2 separate regions of the Homo sapiens genome follow, and region 2 is linked to region 1. A link is an interaction called in ENCODE POLR2A ChIA-PET data of the cell type or tissue named here. Cell type or tissue: MCF 10A. All regions are shown on one strand. Each heading gives the region's core, and the rest is flanking DNA. Links, peaks and the distances in the headings are about the cores only.

What was found. ChIA-PET counts read pairs that join two places held together with the same protein. Peaks named below come from ENCODE experiments on the same cell type or tissue, not always from the same donor. Only the 100,000 strongest peaks of a DNase experiment are listed, where the experiment ranks them.
Region 2: POLR2A ChIA-PET joins it to region 1 with 14 read pairs; 3 of 35 experiments call an interaction of 5 or more read pairs at or near these places.

What each region holds. Positions count from the first base shown.
Region 1 is chrX:103,440,592-103,443,395 of GRCh38, reverse strand. The region is part of intron 2 of LL0XNC01-250H12.3 (a long non-coding RNA gene); the gene reads right to left. Among named protein-coding and RNA genes, the nearest start is that of LL0XNC01-250H12.3, 37 kb to the right of the region's middle. RefSeq lists enhancers at 1,587-2,273, 2,274-2,804. In MCF 10A, for the core only: no CTCF peak of the experiment used is centred there; DNase peaks (open chromatin) are centred at 685 and 1,305.
Region 2 is chrX:103,375,391-103,378,194 of GRCh38, reverse strand. It overlaps BEX3 (brain expressed X-linked 3), which reads right to left and starts at 1,657. Exons shown (of 3, transcript NM_206917.3): 1 at 1,582-1,657; 2 at 1,089-1,167; 3 at 31-685. The coding sequence starts at 673. The coding sequence ends at 368. In MCF 10A, for the core only: no CTCF peak of the experiment used is centred there; no DNase peak of the experiment used is centred there.

The DNA.
Region 1 (2,804 bases), core at 218-2,717:
TCCACTCCTGTGATAATGGCATTAATCCATTCATGAAGGCAGAACCCTCATGGCCCAATCACTTCTTTTTTTTTTTTTCTTTTTCTTTCTCTTTTTTTTTTTTGTTTTTTAAAGAGACAGGGCCTCACTCTCTCACCCAGGCTGCAATCATAGTTCACTGTATCCTCAAATTTCAAGTGATTCTCTCTCAGCCTCCCAAGCAGATGGGAACACAGGCACACAGCACCATGCCTAGCTAACTAATCACCTCTTAATTATCTCACATCTTAATACAGATTGAGCATCTCAAATCTGAAAATATGAAATCTGAAATCCTCCAATATCAGAAGCAGTTGAGTGCAAATATAACCTGCAGAAATACTCACTGGAGCATTTCAGATTTTGAATTTTTTGATTTGGGATGCTCAACTGGTAAGTATAATGCAAATATTTAAAAATCTGAAAGCTAAAACACTTCTAATCCCAAGCATTTTGAAAAAGTTATACTCAACCATACTGTAACAATGGCAATCAAATTTCAACACGAGTTTTGGCGGGGACAAACATTTAAACCACAGCATCTCATCAATGGCCCCTCAAAACTTATGTCCTTTTCACATACAAAATACGTTCATTCCATCCCAATAGCCCCACAAGTCTTAACTCGTTCCAACATCAACTAAAAAGGCCTAAGTCCAGAGTCTTATTTAACTCAACGGAAGGCATGATTCATGCTGAGGCAAATTCCTCTCCAGATGTGAGCCTGTGAAATCAAAACAAGTTATGTATTTTAAAATACAGTGGTGGAACAGGCAATGGATAGACACTCCCATTCCAAAAAGGAGAAATAGACAAGAAAAGAGGGTCCCACGTAAGTCCAAAATTCAACAGGGTGAACAACATTAAATTTTAATGCTCTAGAATAAGCTTCCTTGACCTCATGTCCCATCTCCTGGACACACTGAGGTGAAATTGGGCCCCCAAGGCCTTAGGCAGCTCTGCCCCTATGTCTTTTCTGGGCTTAGCCCACACAGCAATTCTCATAGGTTGGAGTCTCATGCCTGCAGCTCTCTTAGGCTGGTGTTGCACAGTAGTAGCCCTACAATTCTGGGGTCTCTCAGGCAGTCCACTCCCAAAATTCTACGAGGCATTGTCCCAGTGGGGACTCTCTGCAGTGGCTCTGACCCCACAGTTCTGACTGGAGAGAGCCCTGACTAAGGAAATGCCCAGCAGAACTTCCACATCAAAGCTGAGTTTCCACTGGGCATTGCCCTAGTGAGGGCTCTCTGCTTTTGCTCCACCTCTGCAACAAGTCTCTGCTTGTCCACCAAGGCTTCTGAAACATCTTTTGAAATCTAGGTAGAGGAAGACGTGCCCATACAGCTCTTGCATACGGCACACCTGCAGAGTTAGCATCATGTGGATTCCACCACAGTTTATGACTTGTACCTTCCAGTGTGGCAGGTCGAGCTGCACCTTGGCCCATTTGAGCCATGACTGGGGTAGTCAAGAAATGCTGCACTGGAATATGGGGAGCAGAAAATTGAAGCAGCCCTGGGACGTGAGTCCAAAGGTTCTAAGGTCGTCCTCAGCCTCTCTTTTTGACATATTTCCTTCACCCAGGTCTTGGCACTCAGAGCCTGTGATGGGAAGGGTGGCACTGGTAATCTCTGAAGTGACTTTGGGTTCATTCTCCCATTGTTCTGATGAATAGCCCCTGGCTTCCTTCTATCCACACCAATCTCCTTATGAAACGGTCACTTGGAAACATCCTTGGTTTCCTCTCCTGAAAGTGCTCTTTGATTCTCTACCACCTGACTAGGCTGAGAATCCTTTAAATCTCTAAGTTTTGTTCCCCACCCCACCGCCACTTTTTTTTTTTTTTTTTTGAGATGAAGTCACTCTATTGCCCACGGTGGTGTGCAGTGGTGTGCTCTTGGCTCACTGCAACCTCCGCCTCCTGGGTTCAAGCGATTCTCCTGCCTCAGCCTCCTGAGTAGCGGGGATTACAGGCATGTGCCACCTCACCTGGCTAATTTTTGTAGTTTTAATAGAGATGGGGTTTCGCCATGTTGGCCAGGCTAGTCTCGAACCCCTAATCTCCAGTGATCCACCTGCCTTGGCCTCCCAAATTGCTGGGATTACAGGCGTGAGCTACCGTGCCTGGCTCCCTTTTAATTATAAATTCCATCTTTAAATCATTTTTTTCTCTAGCATTTTACTGTATGCAGTTGAAGGAAGACACACAACATATGGAACGTTTTTTTGTTTAGATGTTTCTTTCACCGATTTCCTAGCTCACTGCTTTTCAACTATGCCGTCCACAAAGCCCTTGTGTGGGCTTGGAAACAATTCAGCCAAGTTCTTTGCCACTTTATAATGAAGATGGCCTTTCCTCCAGTTTATAATACTTTGTTCCTCATTTATATGTGAGACCTCATCAGAATGGCCTTTACTGTCCATATTTCTATGAACATTCTGATCATTACTAGAGGGTCAAAGATTTTACCAAAATATTTGTCAGGGGGAAAGTCAGGAGAGCAAAATCACCAGGTGGCCATCGAGTAAGCCCTGGAGACACAAACTCCTTATCTGAGGAATTTAGAAGTGTAACGAAGAAAGCCAAAAACACCTGGCAACCATCAAACAGGCCATTCTGAGGCAAAATTCCTTATCTGAGGAATTTAGAAGTAATTAAACTTCCCTAGTGCCTAAAGGTTCCAGGCCTCTTTCAAAAATTTTCTAAGTAACTAGAATTTCTGTACATCTCTGGAATCCATGCATGTCAAAACTCATTGTACAACCCTTGCTGACATTAAGGAACC
Region 2 (2,804 bases), core at 196-2,695, 65 kb after region 1:
GATTAGTTAACACACAGAAATGTTCACCAATTAACACTCTAGTGTATTTAATCTCAGATTTTTTTTTAGTTCATCTGTTATATGTAAGTATACATTTTTAATGAGACAATAAATGTATAGATTGCTTTTTAAATTGCTTTATTAGCTTTAAATTTTTCCATGCAAATGGGTGAAACTACTGCTGACAGAAACTTACACTGAGTGCAAAGGCAATCTTCAAATAGAAGCTGGCAACACAAGACCCACTTGACACATGGAAATAACATAGGGTTCACAGCAAACGGATCAGTAAAGGCATATTAGGAAAATGCAAGGAAAAAGAAAACAGCGGGAATCACAGTATTAATCTCATGATAAATGGCAGGAGTCAAGGCATAAGGCAAAATTCATCATGATGGTCATGGTGATTAGAGAGCTCCCCCATAAGGATACGCAGACAATTCCTCAACTGCAGCTCCCTAAGTTTTCTTCTGATTTCTCTCATCTCCTCCATGAATATTTCCATATCATCTCCATCTCCACCCATCCCATCATTGATCTGCCTATTGGGTATGGCCCATCGAAAATTAGGGGCAAGTCGGCGAGCCTGTCCCCGTCGATTTCCTGCAGGCTGGTGGCCTTCACCTCCTCCCAAAGGGCGGTCTTCCTCTCCATTCTGCATAGGCTGCTCCATCTCTTCGTTTTCCTGGTGAATATTTGCCATGATGAGATTTTTTTTTTCTGGTTGTTTTTCTTTGAACACAAGTAAGACAAAGGCAAGGAGAGAGACTGAATGCTTGGTGCTCTGACCAGCAGGATTCAGAGCCCTGATATCAAAGGATTTTTTAATTTCGTTTTTTCCCACCTTAGAAGTTCCGCGCGTCCTCTACGGGGCCTCCAATTAAAGCCCCTCCCTCCAGCTTTCTCCCCTTACCTCCCTTCCCCCAAACCCACCATTTTTCGTTTCCCGGGATTCTTTCCCAGAGCTTTGCAGGCACCAAAATGGAGGACCGGTATAGGAGTGGGGGATGGGGTGGAGGGGGTTGGGGTCTCAGACTGGGCTTTCCTTACGTTCCGACCCCCGCCCCACCACCGTCCCTCGCACCGACCTGGGCCTATCCTTGCAGTCTCCTTCTCCTCCGGATTCTCGCCGCGAGGTGCGCCGCGGAGACACTTAGCCTCGCAGACCTGCAGTCGAGCCGGGGTGGGGGTTGTGGGGGGTGGGGGCTGCTGCAGCGGAACGCTAGCGAAGACCCGCCGCCGCCCGGCCCTTTCCGTGCTCCGAGCCCGGGCTCCCCTCGCTGCCAGCGCCCCGCGTCTCCCGCCCCCCACCCCCACCCCACCCTCGAACGCCCAGCCCCCCGCGGTGTTCGCTGTTTTCCTGCAGGGACTCGGGGGTGGGTTTCCATCGCTCTTGGTGGCTCTGCCGCCCCTGGAAACCCAGCCGCCCCTGCTTCCCCATCCCTGGGGGCCTCTGTGTTCCCAAGCATGTTGGGGTGTGGAGAAAGCTGGCGGGGACCCCCTGCGCTGTTCTGCGCCTGTCGCCGAGGTCGGTCAGCCGCTGCTGGCATGGCCGGGGCTCACGGGCCCCGGAGCCCTTACCTGCTCCGCTTTTCCCCGGGCCGAATGCCAGCCCGCCGAGCTCAGGGCAGCGGGGAGCTGGTAGCCAGACGCGAGTGACGACTGCACCGAAGGCTGCGTCGCTCTGCAGCTCTGGGTCACGTGAGGGCCGCGCGTCACCACCGAGCTCGCCCCCCAACTTGGGCGGCCAGTGCAGCAGGATCTCCCCCTTCCCCCCACCCGCCACCGCCATATGCACGCGCAAAAAACAGCCTCCCTACTCCCGTCTGCATGAGGTGCCCCAGAGCGCACAGCCCTGTCACTCTTCTCGGTCCTCTCCAATCTGAGGGCCCACAAGTGGCATCACTGCTCTGCGGTTGGAGTTTGCCCTCCTCTGGTTACCAGGGAGGGTCTGCATCATCCTCCACCACTGCCCCCTCTCACTTCAGGCCTTGGCTTTGGCCTTTTCTGCTTTCTCTCCTTTTCTACCTGGCAACATGCTTTGCGCTGCACTCCCACTTCTACCCCTTGCGTGTGCACAGCCATCAATGCCCACGTAGCCCCTGAATTCCTACCCTTCTAGAAAATTTAGAGTGAGGGCTAAGGTGGGGAGGCAGGAGGGCATTTGTCAGAAAGCGGGGCAAGGAAGTGGAGTGGACTGTATATATTTCTTTTTATTTCCTTAAAAAATCTGCATGCTTCAGAAAATTATAAATTATAAGTTTTTAATTTTGAAAGAAATGCTGGTTGGGCGCGGTGGCGTACCTGTAATCCCAGCACTTTGGGAGGCCGAGGCGGGTGGATCACTTGAGGCCAGTAGTGTGAGACCAGCCTGGCCAACATGGTGAGACCCCATCTCTACTAAAAATACAAAAATTAGCTGGGCGTGGTGGCGTGCGCCTGTAATCCCAGCTACTCGGGGGGCTGAGGCAGGAGAATCGCTTGAACCTGGGAGGCGGAGGTTGCAGTGAGCCGGGATCGCACCACTGCACTCCAGCCTGGGCGACAGAGCAAGACCCTGTCAAAAAAAAAAAAAAAAAAAAAAAAAAAAAAGGAAATGCTTTATCCTGCACAATGAAATCTCTCATTGTTTATGTTGACCTGTACCACACAAAATATTTTTTCTGGGCTCCACACAACATCAAGCCATTACTTTTGATACATACTAGCTCGTTTAAAATTTTATTTTTGGCCGGGCATGGTGGCTCACGCCTGTAATCCCAGCACTTTGGGAGGCCGAGGCGGGCGGATCACGAGGTCAGGAG